2 separate regions of the Homo sapiens genome follow, and region 2 is linked to region 1. A link is an interaction called in ENCODE POLR2A ChIA-PET data of the cell type or tissue named here. Cell type or tissue: HepG2. All regions are shown on one strand. Links, peaks and the distances in the headings refer to the core of each region. The heading gives the core; the rest is flanking DNA. Region 1 has its middle 24 kb from the start of DLK1. Region 2 overlaps LINC00523 (long intergenic non-protein coding RNA 523).

Region 1 (10,651 bases), core at 1,229-9,228:
GTGTGCCGAGATCACACCATTGCACTCAAGTCTGGGTGACACAGCGAGATTCCATCTCAAAAAAAAACACAAAACAACAACAAAACAAAAAACAAAAAACAAAAAACAAAGTGAACGGTGAAACATCCTCAGGCAGGTCCTTCAGGAGGCATCCAGAAGAAGGCATGGTTATCACAGGAGATGGCAGCTCCATGCTTTCCGCCCCTGAGGATCTTCCAGAGGGAAAAGCTGCGGAGGTGGAAGGCAGTGATACTGATGATCCCGACCGTGGGTAGTCCTAGGCTTATGTGTGTGTTTGGGTTTTAGTTTTTAAGAAAAAAGTTTAAAAAGTAAGAAAAAATTTAATAGAAAAAAGCTTATAGAATAAGGATATAAAGAAAGAAATATTTTTGTACAGCTATACAATGTTTGTGTTTCAAGCTAAGTGTTAGTACTAAAGAGTCAAGAAGTTAAAAGTGACTAAAATGTTTACAAAGTTAAAGAGTTACAGTAAGCTAAGGCTGATTTATTATTGAAGGAAAAAAGCATTTTAAAATAAATTTAGTGTGGCCTAAGTGCTCAGTGTGTATAAAGTCTACAGTAGTGTGCAGGAATGTCCTAGGCCTTCCCATTCACTCACCCAGAGCAACTTCCAGTGCTGCAAGCTCCACTTATGGTAAGTGCTCTAGACAGGTGGACCAGGTTTTATTTAATTTAATTTAATTTATTTATTTATTTATTTATTTATTTATTTATTTACTTACTTAATTAGAGACAGGGTCTTGCTCTGTTGTTGCCCAGGCTGGAATGCAGTGGCGTGATCTTGGCTCACTGCAACCTCCACCTCCCAGGTTCAAGTGATTCTCCTGTCTCAGCCTCCCGAGTAGCTGGGATTACAGGCATGTACCACCAGGCCTGGCTAATTTTTGTATTTTTAATAGAGGTGGGGTTTCGCCAAGTTGGCCAGGCTGGTCTCAAACTTCTGACGTCAGGTGATCCACCCGCCTCGGCCTCCCAAAGTGCTGGGATTACAGGCATAAGCCACCCCGCCTGGCCAGTTTTTATTTTTTTATACTGTATTTTTACTGTACCTTTTCTATGTTTAGATACACAGATACTTACATTTTGTTACAATTGCCTGTAGTGGTCAGTACAGTCACATGCAGTACAGGTCTGTAGCCTAGGAGCAATAGACCATACCACCTCGCTCCGGTGTGCAGTAGGCTGTACCATTTAAGTGTCTGTGAGTACACTCTATGATGTTTGCACAACAACGCAATTGCCTAATGATGCGTTTCTCAGAACATACCTCTTTGATTAAGTGAGGTATGACTGTGCTTGGGCGTGCTATTCTGACTCATTTACTGAGTGATGTGAAAATCTGCCAATTTTGAGAGAGACCCAGAACAAGAGAAGGCTGCACAGCAGATCCAGGCTGCCGTGCCAGTGGCTCTGCCTCTTGGGCCATATGAACCAGCAGATCCAGTGGTGTCTGCAGTGTCAGAGGCACTTCCCTGGGGAGTTGTTCCGAGCTTTTGGCACCCCCTCCCAGGTGAATCACAGCACAGACCATTCACATTTTGGAGTGAGGTGCTGCCCTCCTTTGTGGAGAACCACTCTCCGCTCGGGTGTCATTGAGAAACCACTTTTGACTTGCTCCTGGGCTTCCACAGAGATTGAACTCTTTTTTTTTTTTTTTTTTTTTAAGACAAAGTCTTGCTCTGTTTCCCAGGCTGGAGTGCGGTAGCGTGATCACAGCTCACTGCAACCAACTCCCCGGTTCAAGCAATTCTCCTACCTCAGCCTTCCAAGTAGCTGGGATTACAGGTTCCCAACACCACGCCTGGCTAATTTTTGTATTTTTAGTAGGGATGAGGTTTCACCATGTTGGCCAGGCTGGTCTTGAACTCCTGACCTCAGGTGATGTCCCCATCTTGGCCTCCCAAAGTGCTGGGATTACAGACATGAGCCAGTGCGTCCGGCTGAGAATGAGCTCTTGACCATGGGCAGCCAAGTTACTAGGTGACCCGAGACACTCACTGTGGACTAAGTACAGTCAGACCCACACAGCCAAAAGGTTGGTCGTGCACAGTGGTACTCCTGTGTCGCATGGAAACGAATGTATAGGCTCAGGCTGGAGCAAATGCTTTAGGCAAAAGCAAGTTGAGTGAGAAGCAACTCAAGGCCCTGCGTGGTGGCTCACTCCTGTAATCCCAGCACTTTGGGAGGCCAAGGTAGGTGGATCATCTGAGGTCAGGAGTACGAGACCAGCCTGGGCAACATGGTGAAACCCCAACTCTACTAAAAGAAGAATTAGCCGGGCGTGGTGGTGGGCGCCTGTAATCCCAGCTACTCAGGAGGCTGCGGCAGGAGAATCACTTGAACCTGGAAGGCAGAGGTTGCGGTGAGCTGAGATAGCACCACTGCACTCCAGCTTGGGTGACAGAGTGAGACTTTGTCTCAAAAAAGGGGGAAAAAAAAAAAGAAGAAGAAGTGACTCTGATACTCTGAAGCTTGCAGCCCCTATTCTCAGCTGTGCCACCTTCTCTCTATCAATCTGTATTGATGGCCTCAGGGGAGGTCCCCATGATCAGGTCACTGAGGAAGGCATTTCCATCCTGGTTTATAGATGGTTCTGTGTGACACACAGATACTACCCCAGCGCAGACAGCTGCAACAGGTGGCCCCGCTCTGAAATGGCCCTGAAGGCCTGTGGTGAGGGGACATCCTACCAATTCGCAGAATCTGGGTTGTTCATTTTGTTGGAAAAGAGAGCTGGCCAGAGATACGGGTCTGTATTGATTTGTGGGCTCTGGCTAATGGTTTGGCTAAGCGGTTAGAGAACTGGAATTGGAATACAATTGAGAAACCAGTGAGAAGAAGGTCTGAGGAAGTGGGTAAGTGGATAGACCTCTCCAAATCAGCATAGAGTGTGAAGATATTTGTGTCTCATGCGAAAGTTCAGTGAAAGTCATCAAAGGGTGATCTCAGCAGAGGAAGATTTTATTAACCAGGTGGATGGGATGACCTGTTTTGGGGATGGCAGTCTCCTCTCTGGCCTATGCTTGGGTTTGTCATATAGGCTCCTGAGCAAAGCAGGAAGGAGTGGAGGTTGCACACTCTCAGCCACGTCTGCTTCCATTGCACAAAGCCAATCATCTACAGCCACTGCTGAGAGCCCGATGGGCCACCAGCAGAGACCGGCACTGAATCCTGCCATGGTCCGCTTCCCAGGGACCGGCCAGCCACCTAGAGGCAGACGACTGCACTGGGCCACTTCATCATGGAAAGGGGTAGCACTTTGTTCTCGCTGGAATAGATATTGACTCTGGATGAAATTTGCCTTCCCTGCCCTCAATGCTTCTGCCAAAATGTACACACATGGGCCTACCAAGTCCTTTCGGCATTGACACAGCAATGACTACCTTGAGCTTGTCTCAGTCCATTTAGCATTCCCATGAGGACTATGAGAGACTGGATAATTTATAAAGCAAGAGATTTATTTGGCTCATAATTCTGCACACCATACAAGAAGCATGGTGCTGGCCAGGCACGGTGGCTCAAGCCTATAATCCCAACACTCTGGGAAGCTGAGGTGGGTGGATCACCTGAGGTCAGGAGTTCGAGATCAGCCTGGCCAACATGGCGAAACCCTCCCTTTACTAAAAATACAAAAATTAGCTGGACGTGGTGGCATGTGCCTGTAATCCCAGCTACTCAGGAGGCTGAGAGGCAGGAGAATCACTTGAACCCGGGGGGCGGAGGTTGCAGTGAGCCGAGATTGCACCACTGCACTCCAGCCTGGGAGACAGAGCAAGACTCCACCTCAAAAAAAATAAATAAATAAAAATAGAAGCATGGTGCTGGCACCTGCATCTGATGAGGGCCTCATGGTTCTTCCACTCCTGGTGGAAGGTGAGGAGGAGCCAGCATATGCAGAGATCACATAGCAGCAAGTAAGGCAGAAGGAAGGTGCCAGCCAGGTGTGGTGGCTCACGCCTATAATCCCAGCACTTTGGGAGGTCAAGGTGGGAGGTTCACTTGACCCCAGGACTTTAAGACCAGCCTGGGCAACATGGTGAAACTTCGTCTTTATAAAAAAAAAAAAAAAAAAAATTCAGCCAGGCATGGGAGCTGTGCCTGTGGTTCCTGCTACTTGGGAGGCTGAGGCAGGAGGATCGCCTGAGCTGGGGAGATTGAAGCAGCAGTGAGGTGAGCCGTGATCACGCCACTGCACCCCAGCCTGGGCAACAGAGCAAGACACTCTCTCAAAAGAATGAAAAATAAAATAAAAAATAAAAAAGAAGGAGGGTGCCAGGCTCTTTTCAACCGCCAGTTCCCGTGGAAACTAAGAGCCTGTTCATGAGGGATCTGCTCCTCTGAGCAAAACACCCCCCCACCAGGCCTCCACGGCTAACACCCAGGGCCAAATTTCAAGAAGAGACTTGATGGAGCCAAACAAACCCTATGCAAACTATAGCAAAGCTGGATGTTGAAACTGCCATCCGGTCACTTTGAGCTCCTCATACTGCTGAGTCAACAAGCGAAGAAGGGGGGTCACTGTACTGGCTGGGGTGATTGATCCTGATCAATCCCGATCAAGGAGAGATTGGATTGCCAATGCACCCATGAATTGCAGGAGACCCTTGGGTGTTTTCTATTCCTCCCCTGCCCTGTGATTAAAACCAATGAAAATCTTTACCAGCCCAATTCAGGCAGAACCTCCAATGGCCCAAAGTCTTCATGAATCAATGCTTGGGGCACTCTACAAAGCAAAAAACCATGAGTAGCTGGAATGCTCGCTAAAGCCAAAGGGAATATGAAATGGCCATTGGAAGGAGTTAGTTATCAATGCCTGTTAGGACGATGTAACCAGTGGCAGAAATGAGGACTGTAATAACCATGGGTCTTTCTTCCTTATTTTGAATATGTTTATATGTATGTGTATTTTTTGTTTTCTTTTCTTATCTCATCATCTAGCATAAGATGCGGAACCAGTAGTTAGCTTCGTATCTCAGTATCTAGGCTGCAGAATTTAAAACAGGCAGTGTGAGTGAGCTAGAAGAATCAACCTTGTCCAAAGGGGAAAAAAGGACTTTCTATCCTCTTCTGGGGAAAGGTTAGTGTATTTGTAGGTATAGGCAGGGCTGTTGTGTAATGTGTAGCTGTAAGATAGTTGTGTAATCCAGAAGGATGACTTTGTGAGTCTCATTCATACTTTGGAGAGGAGATGGGGCCTGGGTGTCAAGTTGACAAGAGGTGGACTTTGGTGTATGGGTAATGTATCAGCTTAGCGAGGCTGAGTTATGTTACCCAGAACTTCCTTTCCTGTGTATTTTTGGTGAGAGTGGGCCACAGTATTGACTCCGGGGAGACTGAGAAGGCAGGGTGAAGGAACAGCCGTTGTGTAACTCACCTATGAGGTTGCTGATATTCCGATCACCTCATTGACATGAGACTGGCTGGGCCCATGGCTGCACCACACCCCCGGATCCTCCTTCTGCTTCCCTGGCTCCTGGGCCAGGCATGTGTGTTTCGCTCTGCGATGAAAGCCCTGGGATCCTGTGGGCTACTCATACCAATTTTAGAGGCAAAAAGAATTGAGCCGGGTGTGCTTGTCCTTGTGGGGCCCGCTCTGCTATGGACCCCGGCTCGCTCTCGATCTGCCCACTTTACATTTCTCTTGCCTTCCCCACTGCCTTCTGTTCTCCGAGCTCCAGCCTCGGATGCAAAGACAACAGACTTACAGAGACTGCCTAGCCAGGCCCCACAGTTGTGTGAGGTCAACTCCCTGCAATGGATCCCTTTCTCTCCCTCTCTGTCTGAGTGGCTCGGCTCCGCTGATGGGGTCCTGGCTTGTACAGTTTCCAAGCCATGGCTCTCAACTACTATGTGACTCAAACCCACCATTGCAGTGGGTGTTGGAAGAGACCAGTGCGACAAGACACATGCGAAAGGGTTTTCACCTTCGTTCACTTAGGAAATGCGTCCCAGCCTCTTCTAGGAGCAGTGCCCAATGTGGGTACTGCGGACACATCAGACTCAGTCCCTCATTTGAAGTTGTTTCCAGCTTAGGCCTTGTAAATTCTATATAATTGTCAGAAGTTATTATAAAAATCCCAGAGGTGGCAGTTCTTCTGCAAGCAACATTTTTCATCATTGGTATACAATGATGAGACATTGGCATACAAAAAGATTTAATTACCTATTCATAAAACAGTTGCCCTCAATTTTAGCATCTGTCAATTAGACTTTTTTGTGTGTGCCACCCTTTTCTCCCTGTCTGCTGCCAGAAAAATAGAGGAGGAGGATTCATTCATGTTAATTGTTGGGCTTAATTATGGTTTTTTTTTTTTTTTTTTGAGAAAGGGCTTCATTCTGTTGTCCAGGCTAGAGCGCAGTGGCACGATCATAACTTACTGCAGCCTCAAACTTCTGGGCTCAAGTGATCTTGTCTCAGCCTCCTGAGTAGCTAGGACTACAGGTGTGTGCCGCCATACCTGGCTAATGTTTAAAATTTCTTTCTATTTTTTTTTTTTGTAGAGGCAGAGGTCTAATTATGTTGCCCGGGCTGGTCTCAAACTCCTGGCCTCAAGGGATCCTCTTGCCTCAACCTCCAAGTAGCTGGCACAACAAGTGTGTGCCACCACGCCTGACTAATTTTTACATTTTTTGTAGAGATGAGTTATCGCTGTGTTGCCTGGGCTTAATTATGCATGATTGAAACAAGAGAGTGAGATACCAATTGTTGCAGGTGGGGTTCCCCTGGAAGTATACACTGAGTGGAAATTTATGTACAAGAGATTTTTTGAGAAATGTTCTCCTGATCAACACCTCCCGAGGAGGGTGGGGGTGAAGGAACCAAGAAGGGCGGTGGGATGAGTTTAATTGCTCTGCAGTTGCGACAAAGTCTCAGACAATCCCCATGGAGCTTTAGACATCCTCTCAGAGTTGTCCCACATTGGGGTGGGGGTTGGGGAGGAGTCTTTGTATCTCCATATTGACCTATCTTTGGATATGGATTGCCACAGGAGAGGGCCTTTGACCGTGGGCAGTGAGGCTTTCTTCAGCCAAAGGCATGGCACCAGGGAGAGGTGGACCCAGCTGAGTGCTGTCAGCCACCAACCATTCCAGCAGCTGGGGAAATTAATGCTTCAGTCCCAAATAGCACAGGTTACAGTCCACACCTCATGCCACTTGACTCCCCTTATTTCATATGATAATTCCTGAGAGCGACTCCTCCTGGATTCTATGGGCCTCTTTTCCTGGGGACAAGTTGCGAGAGGAGCATTGCTGGGATGAACCGACTGCCCCGACCACAGCAGCTGATCTTTAGGCCGTGACTGATGCTCATTGTCTCCCACCTCCACCACCCATTCCAGGTTTTTCTCATCCCATTGTAGTACCTGTAATGATCTAGGCGGCTCATAGGGTTGAGTGACTCAGACCCTCATTTCTGAGGGGTCTGAAACCTTCGTCACCATGCACTGGCTTTGGTCATGACTGTGGCACTTGCCCACTTATGATCAAATTGGGCCAAACTGTGCCAAGAAATGCCCAGAAAATAACCTGGGTGCCAAATGTGTTCCTTCCTGGCTCCATAATGTAATAGAAACCCTATCTCTTTCTGATGATCAGGGTTGATTTCTCCTGCCAGAATGGTGACCCCTTTCCTTGCCTACTGGTCTCTTGATAGGAGGAGCCTGAAGTGACTGGCAGTAGTGGAGCTTAAAGTTAAATGGGGAGAAAGGTGGAAGGAGGACCACAGCAAATCCTGTCCCTATAAGAACAATGATAAAATTGGACAAAATTGCCAAAAACAACCATTTCGGAACTCTGGACATTAACCAAAGACAAATAACAAATGGAAAGACATTTATTTAATAAAAACAGCTGAGCCTTTGTTGACAGTGGCGGGGTCTGTGCCATTTCAACACAGGGCTGCTCCCACCCACCTCTCTCTGAACTCTGTGGTGTGGCAACCATAAACCCAGAAGTCTTGCTGCTGCTAGAGGGGGCTGATCTAATTTGGAGCTCCATAGAAAAGCACAATGTCCAGAAACACTGTCAAAACAGAGGCCATCTCTATAGCAGACAATCAAAGAAGGCCAATGTCACAGCTACCTAAGTCTGTGACACTGACTTGGGAAAGCAGCAACCAGCCAAAAATTTACAAGAAAGAGCTGGGAAATAAGACAACCATAGGGGCTTTGATAAACCTGACACATTTCTAAGAATCTGGAATGCTGTGCACTTGCCCAAGGTGTAGGAATGTGCAGGAGAGAGTGGAGAGGGCCCAGTTATCTGTTTGTTCCTGGCTGACCACGAGGCCCTGCACAAACAGCAAGTGAAGGTGGGCACACTTGTAAACTGCCTGCCCTCTGAGTGTGTGCCTCACCACACCAAAGGGCAGAAATCTTACTGGCTGAAGGTGTTTAAGCAAAACCTCTGACCAATCATTGGCTGCCTATTAAGGATGCTTACCCAGATTATGCTTAATCTATAGAAAAGGTTTAAAATGAAGGCAGGAATTAAGCAAACAAACAAATAAGATTTCCATGTTTGCACACTGGAGGGGAGACCGGCTCTAAATAATTTATCCAGGCAAGTCACTAAACACACAAATAAATGCAGCAATAGCCTCTAGGGGAGACAAATCAGAACTCAGATTTGTTATAATATTTATCCAAAGCTTCTAGTTTCCAAAAACATGGTGAAACATACAAATAAATAGAAAAATGTGGTCATACACAGAAAAGAAGCAGTGCATACAAGCTATCTCTGAGCAAGCTCAGATATTGGACTTGGTAGACAATGACTTAAAATAATTTACTATAAACATGTTCAAAGGTCTAAAGGAATCTATGTTTAAATAATTAAAGCAGCTGGGTGTGGTGGTACATGCCTGTAATCCTAGCTCCTCAGGAGGCTGAGGTGGGAGGATCACCTGAGGCCAGGAGTTTGAGACAAGGCTGGAGAACACAGCAAAACCCTATTTCAAAAAAAAAAACAAAAAACAGAAAACAAAGAAATAATGTAAAGTATGAGACAACAATGTCTAACCAACAGAGAAAGTCAACAAAAAGATACAAAGTATTAATGAGAACTATATAGAAACTTTGGAATTGAAAAGTATAATACCTGAAATGAAAATTTACTAGAGGTGCTCGACAGCAGGTTTGAGCTAGAGGAAGAAGGACTCAGCAAACTTGAAGACAAGCAATAGAAACCATTTAGTCTAAAGAACAGAAAGAAAAAAGAACAGAATAAAATGAACAGCACTTCTCAGAGACCTGTGGGACAACATCAAGTGAAAGGGGTAAAACCTTTTTTTTTCTTTTAAAGAATAGCTGAAAATGTCCCAAATTTGCTTAAAAATATTAGTATGTAAATACAATAAGCTTAACAAACTCCAAGTGGAATGTCTTAGTCTGTTTGGACTGCTTTAACAAAATTCCATCAACTAGGTGGCTTAGATACAACAGAAATTTATTTCTTACAGTTCCAGAGACTGGGAAGTCTAAGATCAAGGTGCCAGCAGATTCAGTGTCTTGTGAGGGCTGGCTTTCTGGTTCACAGATGGTGCCTTCTCACTGTGTCCTCACATGGCAGAAGGGGTGAAGAAGCTCTCTTGGGCCTATTTTATAAGGACACTGATCCCATTCACAAAGGCTCTGCCCTCATAGCTTAATCTACAAAAGGCCCACCTCCTACTACCATTGGGGTTAGGATTTCAGCATATGAATTTCAGCATATAAATTTTGTGACACAAACCTTCAGATCATAGCATAGAATAAACTCAAAGAAATCCACACCTAGACACACCATAGGCAAAGACTGTGACTATAACATATGTCATCAAAGACAAAGTCTTCAAGGGAACAACAGTAAAATGACTCATCATGTATAAGAGAACCACAATCAGATTACAGCTAATTTATCTTCAGAAACAATGGAAGCTGGAAGGCAGTAGGATATTCAAAGTGTTGAAAGAAGAAACCAATCAATCAAGAATTTATATCCATCAAAATTATCTTTCAAACCTGAAGGCAAAATAAGGACATCCCAAGATAAACAGACGGGAAGGATTCTTTGCTAGCAGACCTGCCTTACAAAAAATGCTAAAGGAAGTCCTTCAGGCTAAAGAAAATCACATCATACGATAACTTGAATCTCCATGAAGAAATAAAGAGCACTTGTGAAGGTAAATGTAAATGTTAGCATAAATATGTTTTTTTACTTGTTTATTCTCTTAATTGATGTAAAACATAACTGAATAAAGCAATAATTATAAAACTGTATTGTTAGGCTTGTAATATATCAAGATGCATTTTATAAGACAGTATTAGCACAAAGAAATGAGAAAAGAAGGAAGATATATTGGAGCAAAATTTCTATATCTTATTGGAATAAAGTTAGTTTTAATCCCATACAGATTATTTTAAATTAAAGTGCATATTGTAATGTTCAGAATAACTTTTAAGAAAATAAAATTTAAAATATAGTGAAAATAAGGCATTAAAATGGTACACTGTGAAATATCTATTTAACACAAAAGAATGCACTAACAGGAAGAGAGAAGCAAAAGACATCAGAAATATAGAAAACAAATAGCAAAATGTCAGATGTAAATTAAACCATATCAATAATTACACCAAATATAAACACTCAG
Region 2 (10,651 bases), core at 859-8,858, 88 kb before region 1:
CAGCCTGTGGCTCCTCCATGCCCCTGAGTGTGTGGGCAGCTCTGCGGGATGAGAGGATGTCAGGGCAGGGCCCACCCTGAGCTAAGTCCAGTTGTCATGGATTTTCCTTTGTTTATTCCATCTTGGGGTCAGACCTAGCCCAGTGCTGGCCAACCCAGCAGTTGTGCTAGCCCAGGACATATACGGGAGGTCTCATGTGTGGCCCGAGCCCACCCTGTCTCGGTCCAGGACTAGGAGGCTGAGGGTCTGGCTGGGGGCAGCATCCCTGGACAGTGGGTGTGGCCAGGGGGGCTCCTTGCCGGGGGATATGCCACAGAGCCCCGCTTCACCACTCAGGGCTGTCCCCGTCCAGTTGCAGGGGACCTGCAAAGTTTGCTCCCCCATGGGGACCTGCAAAGTTTGATGGGTCTGTGTGGGAGTCACTTGGCAAAAAGGGGACTGGCTCCTGCGAGAATTCCCAAGAGGATTCGAAATCCCTGGAGCTTGCCAGACTTCTGCTAGCTGGGGCCAGGGCACTGCCGTGACTCCTCAGTTCTCCCGCTAGGGAGATGGGGCTAAAAGTCTTGCTCTGCCCACCGCAGGGTCTTCTTGGGAGAATAAAACGAGGCCAAGCGTCTCCAGAAAGCTTGGGGCTTCTGCGATCAGGGGGTTGGGATGGAGGCCCCACAGAGCCAGTATCAGCAGAGCAGGGCAATAACCCACATTTCATAATCCTTGAACTTGGACAAACAGACACTGGGTCCCATGTCAGCAGGCCTAAGGCCGGAAGGGTGGCTCGCCACCTTCTGAAGACAGGGATCAGAGGCCCAGACAGGGATTCCGGGGCCTTGGGGCCCCAGCACCATGCCCGAGCTCCACGTGAGAAGATGAGCTCAGGCCTCCGCTCCCTCTAAGCTGGTGGGTGGGAATTTGGGATGGGATTTGTGCGAGGTGAGGAAAATTGTTTCTAGTTTCCTCCTTATGGGGCCTGAGCTGGGCCCCTGTGTCTACCACTGGGGCAGGCCTGGGCCCAGCTGTGGATAGCTGCCATGCCGGCCACTTCACCTCTGGCTCTGCCAAGCCTTGTCCCCGTGGGGCCGCCCTCCACCCCGGCTCTACTGTGCCAGAAAGGAGGCCCCAGAGGCCAGGAGGCACCTGGTCAGCCCACACCTACACCGGCCAAGTAGCAGGTGGACTTTTCACGTGGGAAGCCAGACCAAATCTCTGGGCTCCATTTTCCTGCTAAAGGGAAACAGAAAACCTGGAACCCATCAGTTGTCATTGGGGATGGAGGGGACAGAAGGGACAGGGCCACCTCAATCCTGTCCCTCGAGACCTGAGACAAAGATGTACAAGGTGTGGAGCAGGCAGCGGGACCAGGTTCACTCCCAGAAACCTGGGCTTGGTGAACTAGGGGAGCCTGAGGCTTCGGGGTAACCGGAGAGAACGAGAGAGCTTCCGCACAGTGAGGCTCGCGGCAAGTGCGCAGTAAATGTTAGCCCTGTGGCTGCCCTCCCCGGGACTCAGTTGACCCGTCTCGTCAAACAAAGAAGTCACTCAGAGCATTGGTTCACCCAGGTCCAGGGTGCTGAGAGGGCTGTTCTAGGGGTCTCTGGGTCCCCCATGCCTCCCTTCAACCAGGGAAACTCCCTGAAAATCTATTCTACATTTTGGGCTTCTGGATAAGAATTCACGGGAATAAAGGATCCCACAACTAAAATACATTTTGTAAAAAGGCTGGTTTGGAGACGCATGTGCATACAAAGGGCAGCCCGCAGCCCTCCTGCTCCAAGTCTGTTGGCGGAACTTAAGCCCAGGCAGCCTGTGTGCAAGGGGAGGGCAGCCTGGCTCTGTAGGAGATGGCTGGTTTCAGGGTGGCCTTGACCTTACTATCACGGAGTTCAGTGACCTCTTTGCAGACCTGCTCTGGGCTCAGCTGGGATTCCAGGGACTATCAGCAATTGGAGGGGAGTGTCCCTCCCCACTGAGAGAGGTGGAGAAGGACAGGAGCAGACAGCCCTGCAAATGACTCATCCCTGCCCTCCGTGCCTCAGTGCCCTCATCTGTGAAATGGGTATAATAGGAGTGTCCCTCTTCATAGCGTTGCATGGATGAAATGAGATAATGCATCTAGAGCTCTTAGTGTGGGCGGCCTGGCATGTAGTAAGTGATCAATTAATGGTGGCATGAGTCACTGTTACTCATATTATTATTCATATCGCAGTGCCCTTCGGCTTCTTCAAGAATGTATACTGAGCTGGCCTCACTCCAGAGTTGTTTACTTGTGCTTGTCTTCACAAGGTAATTGAGAAGAGGCCAAAGAGAGCAAGGGCCAGCCCTCCGGCCGCCTGCTTCCCAGGCCGGACTGTTTCCTTCTCCAGGGCCACCTCTGCAAACTCTTCAAAAGAAGCAAGGTCATACTCCCTAGTCTAAGCAAAGGAGGAAACCAAAGGCAGCTTTGATATGTCAGCTTAGGGAACAAGCTGACGGCACGGATCACAAGCGCTGGGTTCTGCCTGAGCAAATGGCTCTAAATGACGTACTTCAGGCTCTCCTCTTAATGTGCTGGGTGTTTATGATTTTTTAAGAAGTGCCTCATCAAAAAAAATGCAATAATGATGCTCCTAACTTAACAGCAGCACTTTAGAAGAGATGAATTATTCACATCAGAGATGAAACAGGGACTCTACAAACTGGGCCAGCTGAAGCAGTCCCTTTCCCGGGAACTATTTTTATCTTTTTTTTACAGTCTTTCATCTTGGGAGACACGCGGTTCGCAATGTACGGGGAGCCCATTGCTTGGAGCCCAAGCTGGCAGGATGTCAAACCTGAAGTACTAGGCGTCTTGGAGCTTCTGCCTGGAGTACGAAATCCGAGGAAACTGAAGTGTGGAAAACGGGGCAGTAGCAATGTGAATGAGGATGATTGAGGGGTGCTGGGGACTCCCTGTTTCTTAACCTTGGAGGGCTCTCAGAGGCATGCTTCTCCATCGTCGACCCAGGGCACCATGGAGCTATCTTGCCCTTTCTTTTCCTGACATCCAATGATTCCCCACCTAATAGTGCATGGAGCTCTTGGGAAAGAGTGTATAGATTCTATATGGTGTGCATGGAGCAGCTGGCCCTGAGGAAGGAAGGGATTTCATTATTGCAAGGCTCAGGGGCAAGTGTGGACTAGCAGGGTCCCAAACTCTACAGGCCTTGACAGTCCAACATTGTCACACTCAACACTCGCCCATTTGCTTTAAAAAGCACCCTAGACCTGCACTCTCTGATATAGCAGCCATGAGCCACATGGGTACTGAACACTTGAAATGCAGTTTGACCAAATCGAAAGGTGCTGTGAGTGCAAGCAGCATACGGGACTTCAGAGACTTAGTACAAAAGGAGAATGTAAACGATCTCGTGAAGATTTCTACATCGATTACACATTGAGATGATAATATTTTGAATACATTGGGTTAAATAAAATATATTGTTAAAATTAATTTCACCTGGTTAAGAGCCAGGTGAAATTTACTTTTCAAAACATGTTGCTAGAAATTGTGAAATTACTTATGTGGCTCACTTTACATTTTTTTTTTTTTTTTTTTGCCCAGGCTGAATGGAGTGCAGTGGCGTGATCTCGGCTCACTGCAACCTCCGCCTCCAAGGTTCAAGCGATTCTTCTGCCTCAGCCTCCTGAGTCGCTGGGATTCTAGGCACATGCCACCACACCCGGCTAATTTTTGTATTTTTGGTAGAGACAGGGTTTCGCCATGTTGGCCAGGCTGGTCTCGAACTCTTGACCTCAGGTGATCTTCCCACCTCGGCCTCCCAAAGCGCTGGGATTACAGGTGTGAGCCACTGCACCCGGCCTCACTTTACATTTTTATTGGACAGCACTGCTCTAGAAAGGGAGCTAGGAAGATAGTAAGTAGTGGCTGACTCTTGGTGGTGGAATTACAAAAGCCTTTCCCCCCTCCTTTTTTAAAAATAATTTTTCTGTGTTTTTTAAGCTTTGCAGAAATGCCACAACTAGCCATTCTTGCTTTATATCTGCAAAGGCACATCTATTATTATTTTTAATGACTCTCAGAGCTTGTTGGGAAATGGGACTGAGTTAAGCAGCTTCCTGGAAGGATCAGTGTCAGCAACCATGCTGTGGGGAGAGTCAGGGAACAGCAAGAGTGTCGGGGGCTTTGAGGACTCCAGAGATTTGAACTGGGCTCAGGGTTCAAGAGCTCAGGTAGGAACCAGAACCCCAGTGAGGGGTGATGGGGAAGCTTATTAGTGAGACACAGGAAGTGGCTCCAGTGATGGCTTCATGGCTTTGGCCTGGTGGGGCCTCTTCCGGTGTACACAGCAGGAAGCTGTGCTCTTCCTGATGGACGTCAGCTCCTATCTCTCCTGGGGAGTGGAGGCTGCTCTGGAGTGGGGCCAAGATCGGGAGGCCCAGGAGAGAAAAGGGCCTGCAATCTACCTCCCAGTCAACAAGATGCTATAATAAAAACATAGCCAACTGTCACTCAGCGTTTATTACGGTGCCAGGTGCTGCTTCACATACTTTCCATATTTTAACTCATCTATTCCTGAATTGCAATCTATGAGATAGGAACTATTATTGTCCCCATTTCACAGATGAGGAAACAGGTGCAGAACCGTGGAGTAACCTGCGCAGGGTCTCCAGTAGAAAAACAGGCCCTTGGTCAGATGAATTTACCCACTTCGGCCACCAGGGGCGCTGTTGGCACAGCTTGAACTCGAGACCAGCGCTGTCCAACGGAAACCGAACGTAAGCCACATTTCTAAAAAGTACACAAGAAAAGTGAAATTAGTGTTATATTTTCTTTAACTCGGTATATCCAAAATAGTATCATCTTGGCATGTAATCAACACGACATTTATTAGATACTTTACTTTTTTTTTGTTAGACTGTGTCTCGAAATCCAACATGCTGTTTGTACTTAAATGCACTTTAGATGTGAGTTCCATTTTAGGCACCCCGTAACGATATGTGGCTCGTGGCTGCTGCATTGAACAGTTCAGCCACTAAAATCAAAGAACTAGCCCAGGATGGCGAATTGGTCCATCCAGTCTACCAACCCTGATTGTTGGTGTTGGTGCTTGGAGGCATGCTGTGATTGATTAGCAATGTCTGCTGTGAACGTGGAAGGGGCACTGTGGGAGGGTCTGTGTCTCCTGTATACTGACTGATCATGAGCCATGCCAGCACAGTGAAAAGAGACCTCTGTATTCCTGTGGGTGGTCGTGCACCAAGGGTTGTGGTGACCTCCCCCTCCTCTGCCCTCCTGTGGTTTTTACTGTGTGCGGTGGGCCAGGCTCCAGGTATACTGATCCTGGGTCCTGTGTTCACATTCCTGTGCCTCTGTTTTCTGGCTGTGACTCCAGATGAGCCACTATACTTCTGCGAGCCTCAGCTTCCATATCTGAAAAATAGGCGTAATAACCACTACTTAGCAGGACTGCTACATATATGAAGAATTGGCATTCAATAGACATAGAGTAAGTGGTGGCTCCCCATTCTTCCTCCTGCTTCCCCCCCACTCTCCTCAAGACAGACTCAAAGTCTGTCCTCACCCAAAACCCTCTCGGGAGGCAGACAGCTCCTTACTGCGCCTTCTTGGCGATCTCTCTGCCCCATCCAAGGCTGAGTGAGGCCTCCTGCTTGCTGGCTTCCTGCAGTGCCCCTCTGCCGGCCCCTTCTGTCAAGGCCAAGGACCGACTCAGCCCTCAGCAAGCTAGCACAATAGCCCTCCCCATCTCTGGCTCCAAGTGGGCTCTCACCTATCAGACAGCTGATGATGCTGAGACACTCTGCTGGTTCCATGGTTTTTTTGTTTTAGTTTTTTTGAGACAGAGCCTTGCTCTGTCACCCAGGCTGGAGTGCAGTGGCTTGATCTCGGCTCACTGCAACCTCCACCTCCCTTGTTCAAGCGATTCTCCTGCCTCAGCCTCCTGAGTAGCTGGGATTACAGGTGTGTGCCACTATGCCCGGCTAATTTTTTTGTGTTTTTAGTAGAGACAGGGTTTCACCATACTGGCCAGGCTGGTCTCGAACTCCTGACCTTGTGATCCACCAGCCTCGGCCTCCCAAAGTGCTGGGGTTACAGGCATGAGCCACCGCACCTGGCCCTGGTCCCATGTTTTTTAATAACCACCCCCCTCGGCCACTGTAGACAAGGACGTTCTCTTCCCGGCCTCCAGTTAGGACACTGGCTCTCCTCCAGCTCAGCATGCAGAGGCCTCCCATGGCCTGTGCCAGTTAGCACCTCTCCCAAGACACCTGGGGCCCCCTTCTGGGGAGGAATTTACAATCAAGCAACATCTGGCAGAGAGTGAACTGTAAATGGTGAACACGCTGGCGAGGCAGCGACTCCAATTAGGAAACAACTAGATTTCTCTAAGTATGATGGGAAAGTAATTCTCTGGCCAACAGAGTTTAATCAGAATGTTTTATGCAAGACGTATCCCTGACCCTGACAAATCTTCCCCTTCTTGCTGGAAATTAAACAAATACATTGTCAGCGCGGATTCCGATGAGCGCATAAACAGATGTGGGCTGGTACAATCATGAAATTGAGGAGTTTCAATGACTGAGACGAGCAAGAAACAGGCTGGAAGCTCTGCTGTGTCCTCTAGGCTTTTAGCCATTCCTGCTGTGTGCTGGGGGCCCCAGGAAAACAAAGACTTTCTGCCTTGTCTGTGGCGTCTCTCCATACCCCACCCCCAAAGAGACATCCTTTTCCTCCTTGTGACCCTGTAGTCTAAATGGCATCCTGAATTCCCTTCGGTTCCAGCTCCTGCCACCCTGCCCTGGGAGCATTTGCCCCAGCATCTGTCTCCCCTGGCAGGCCGTTCTGATGTGTCTTCACAGCCCTGGCATCCGGGACAATGCCTGGCACACAGCAGACCTTGAACAACTGTTTGCAAGAGGAAGAGAGGGAGGGCGGGAGGGCGAAGTCCGGGGACTCTGCCTTCCAGGAGGTTCCGTGATCAAAAGCTGACTTGCTTCTGAGTCTGTGGAGCTGAGCTGCAACTCAGCCAGGCTGCAACTCTGTGTGAGGCACTGTTTACTGACCAGGAAAGTGGGCAGAATGGCAGGTGGTTGCTGTGAGAATTACTTAAGGCAGTTGACTCATCTGGCACAGAAGAGGCATGAGCTGGTGGTGGTGGCAGTCGGTGGCTCACACTCCATGGGAAGCAACACTCACTGTGCCGAGTGCCTTGGTGGCAGTGTCGGGGCAAAGACAGAAGGAAGGCGGGAGAAAGACCAATGGTTCCATCCCAGAGGAGGGTGCTACTGGGCTGGCTCTTGAAGTCCCAGAGAGGTGACTCACCTAAAATCTCTCAGAGGGGGACGTTCTCGGGGCAGCCTGGCTTCCCCAGCGCCTTCGGAACCTAACACCTGGGCTTTCCCCCTTGCGCTTTCCCAGGCGCTTTTGGTAGCGTGTAGGCTCATGGACCCTTACCCAGGTCTTCTCATTGACTGTGGAAAATCACCTGGAAAACTTTAGAAGATTCTATTCCCCCAGACCAGCCTTGGAAGTTCTTGTTCAGGAACAGCAGGATGAACCCTGCCTCAGGGTTTGGGACAAACTGCCCAGGTGTGGACCATCCATTTAGCAAATGACTGTAAACGGTAGTGCTTTAGTGACTTGAGCACTCAATGGGATCCAGACAGACAGAGCAGGTGAGAGAGGACTGAGTGGGTCAGAGCCAGCCTGGCCGAGTCCCTGCTCTCCACTCTCCAGCCCTTCCCACTGTGTTCACCTGGGGGCAGGGATTTCCATTGCACAGGGAAGGAATGTGCTGTGCCCAGGGACACCTCCCCCATGGATCCCCATCCAAGGACTAGAATGCTGCCTGGCCCCTTGCTACAGCGATCCCGTGCTTTCCTTTCTCTTTGAGTTGGTACTGTTATCTCAACAGCCTTGGCTTTCTGGGTGAAGATCAGCAGCCATCCAGGCAGGCATTGCAGAGTGATAGATTCTAGGGTCAGACAGGCTGGTGCCCTCCTTATATTATTGACAAAGAAGAAAAAGAGCTCAGGGACAGAGTGGACCCCCTCATCATTCTGGCTTTGGAGATGTGAGACTGTGCTTCTCCTTCTCATGAGACACAGGGAAGAATTCAGGGGGATAAGTACAGACTATGCCAGTAGCTCAGACAGTCTTGGCCTGCATCTCCAGGCGTCCAGGGGGTTGTGAGGTGGGTGGAGCTGGTGAAAAGTGCTGAGGTCGCCCTCATGCCTCCCAAGCCTACCTCAGGCATCTTGGAGAGGGGCTGCAGAGAGCTGACGCCTCAGCGGAACACCCGCGGTAGTCCCCCAGCCCTCAGCCTTCACTCCCCTGGCCCTACCTCTCCCAGGCTCTTGGCCCCCTCTCTCCAGCCGCCTGTGTGACTGTAGCCACCATCACGGGTCTGAATAGCACATGGCCTTCTGGGAGGCGAGTGGGGCTTGAGTCTCTTCATTTTACAGGTGAGGAACGTGAGCTTGGGGAGGCAGAGGACAAAGCCTGGCCTGCAAGACACTGAGCTTCACCTCTTCCAGGAGGACGACATCATCACCATTTCTCAGATGAGGAAACTGAGGCTCAGAGAGATGCAGTGACCCACCAAGGCTGAGTGCAGGAATGTTGGCCCTCAGCATCCACCCTGGGCCCTGCATTGCCCTGGTTGTCTATGTGGCCCCAGCCCTCCTGGGCCATTTTGATCTGTTTTGTGCATTTGGGGCACGTGTATGAGAGCATGTTTGGAGAACTATGCTTTATAGCAAGAAGGTTTGAAATCACCAGACTCAGCCTTTCAGCGTAGGAGGGAGACTGAGGCTGGAGAGGGCGAGGCAGGAGCCTGGCCCACATGCAGGGCCGGGAGTCTCCCTGGGCAGCAGAGGGTCTGGGCAGAACATGGATGTCCATACGGTTATTAAGAAGGGGTGGCTGGGCACCCTGCCCGAAATGTCCTCGGTCACCCACTCACGTTCCAGGAGGCAACTGGGCCCCGGGAAGCGAATTCTCCAGGCCTCCTGAGGAGCATTCATTAGCCACGCACACAGATGGAGAGCAGCGGCGCCCGGGAGGCCGGAAGCGGCCCCTCGCTGCTCGCCAGTGGATCAAATGTTCCCTGGCTGGGTGGACATGGGTATTAGCCCTCTCTTGTCCCCTAAACGCTGATGCCTGGTCTCATCTCGAAAAAACAGTCCCTGTGGCAGTGCCAGGCAGCTGGGCTCTCACGGAGGGGGCCGCTTGGCCTCAGGACCCAGAGCAGCCGTGGCCAGATCTTCCTGTAGTCCATGCAGCTTCCCCTGGCCACCTGGCCAGTTGTGACCACACCTGGGACACCAGGCATGCACAGTGGGCCTGGCCTGGTGGCTCGCCCCAATGCTAACTCAGCGGCTGGCTGGGGTCGGAGGCATGAGAAGGGGCAGTGGTCTCTGGCTTCCTGGATGGAGTCTGAGAGGCAAGGAGTGCCAAGAGCCCTGTCCAGTGCAGGGGGAGATGCGCACAGAAGACAAAGAGGAGGCAGACCAAGATGGACAGGGGCAGCGGTGAGGGGTGGGCATGAAGGAAGCTTCTGGAATCAGGCTGAGGAAGGGAGGGGGTCAACTGCTGGCTCTTCAAGAAACCCTGCTATAGCTGATCTGTAAGCTACGGACCACCCAGCAGCCTCACACATGCACACAGGTGCACATGTACTCACACCATCTACCCTCACACACACCTGCGCACACACTCATATGTTCCCCCATGTACACACAGTCCCAGGCCATGCCCTGAGAGGAATGGGCTGTGTCCAGAGCCACTGGGGGCAGAGTCCAGTCAGCACATGTCGGGGAGGCAGGCAGGCGTCCTGGTGCACAGCCATGGAGGCAGCCTTCCCTGGGCTAGAATGCCTTGGAACCCCCGCCCCGCACCCAGGCACCCAGGCATGATGAGGCCTTCCCCTGGCACAGCACAGGCTGGGCCCAGCAGAGCTGAGCTGGGCAAAAGTGATGCCCAGTTCTCTGTGCTCTGCTCCATTCATCTGGGCTGGGTCTCAGGATGTCCCATCCCCCAAGTTCCCCTGTGTCTGGGGTTCCTAGGTTTGGGTTCTTGCCCACCTGCCTCTCTGCCTCAGGAGGACGGAGTGGCCGCATGAGGAGGGGGCTTTGATTGGGGGTCTGGCTGTGACCGGTGCTTTGCTTGGTTACTGATCATGGGACCGCCAGCCTCAGCCTACTTGTCCTTCTGTGCAGGCATCTCCTGAGCACCCAGTCCCTGGCAATTCAGTCTGGTGAACTGGCTGCAGAGGCTGGGCTGAGGCTTCTGTGCCCCCGTCTGTTTTAATGACTTCCTCTAAGGAGGTTCAGGCTGGCTGCAGGCTGGCTTCCTCTGACATGAAGGCGTGTCCTTCTAGCAGGAGGTCACTGGGGGGCTGTGTCTTCCCGGGGTCTTCATTCCCACATGGGGCCCATCCCTCGAAACAGTTAATGGAGGCCTGCCAGGTGCTGGTGCTGGGCTGGCGTTGGGGCCTTCACACAGGAGGGCGAGCCTGAGACCCTCTGACGCACTCCTCCTTGCCTCGGCACAGCTCCAGCCAGGGGGACTGAGGGAAGGCTTCCCAGAGGCGGTGACCCTGACATTGGGTTCCCAGGAGTGAAGAACATTTTGACAATCAGCAAGGAGAGCGTT

The links. ChIA-PET counts read pairs that join two places held together with the same protein. Peaks named below come from ENCODE experiments on the same cell type or tissue, not always from the same donor. Only the 100,000 strongest peaks of a DNase experiment are listed, where the experiment ranks them.
Region 2: POLR2A ChIA-PET joins it to region 1 with 12 read pairs; 3 of 35 experiments call an interaction of 5 or more read pairs at or near these places.

Annotation. Positions count from the first base shown.
Region 1 is chr14:100,745,939-100,756,589 of GRCh38, forward strand. No RefSeq gene overlaps it. Among named protein-coding and RNA genes, the nearest start is that of DLK1, 24 kb to the left of the region's middle. RefSeq lists an enhancer at 9,198-10,397. In HepG2, for the core only: a CTCF peak has its summit at 3,223 (motif pointing left); DNase peaks (open chromatin) are centred at 1,233, 4,463, 5,243 and 8,293.
Region 2 is chr14:100,658,771-100,669,421 of GRCh38, forward strand. The region is part of intron 1 of LINC00523 (long intergenic non-protein coding RNA 523); the gene reads left to right. Among named protein-coding and RNA genes, the nearest start is that of LINC00523, 6.8 kb to the left of the region's middle. RefSeq lists enhancers at 1,752-2,951, 7,828-8,329. In HepG2, for the core only: a CTCF peak has its summit at 4,696; DNase peaks (open chromatin) are centred at 1,891, 4,298, 4,701 and 6,913; H3K4me3 peaks cover 393 bases.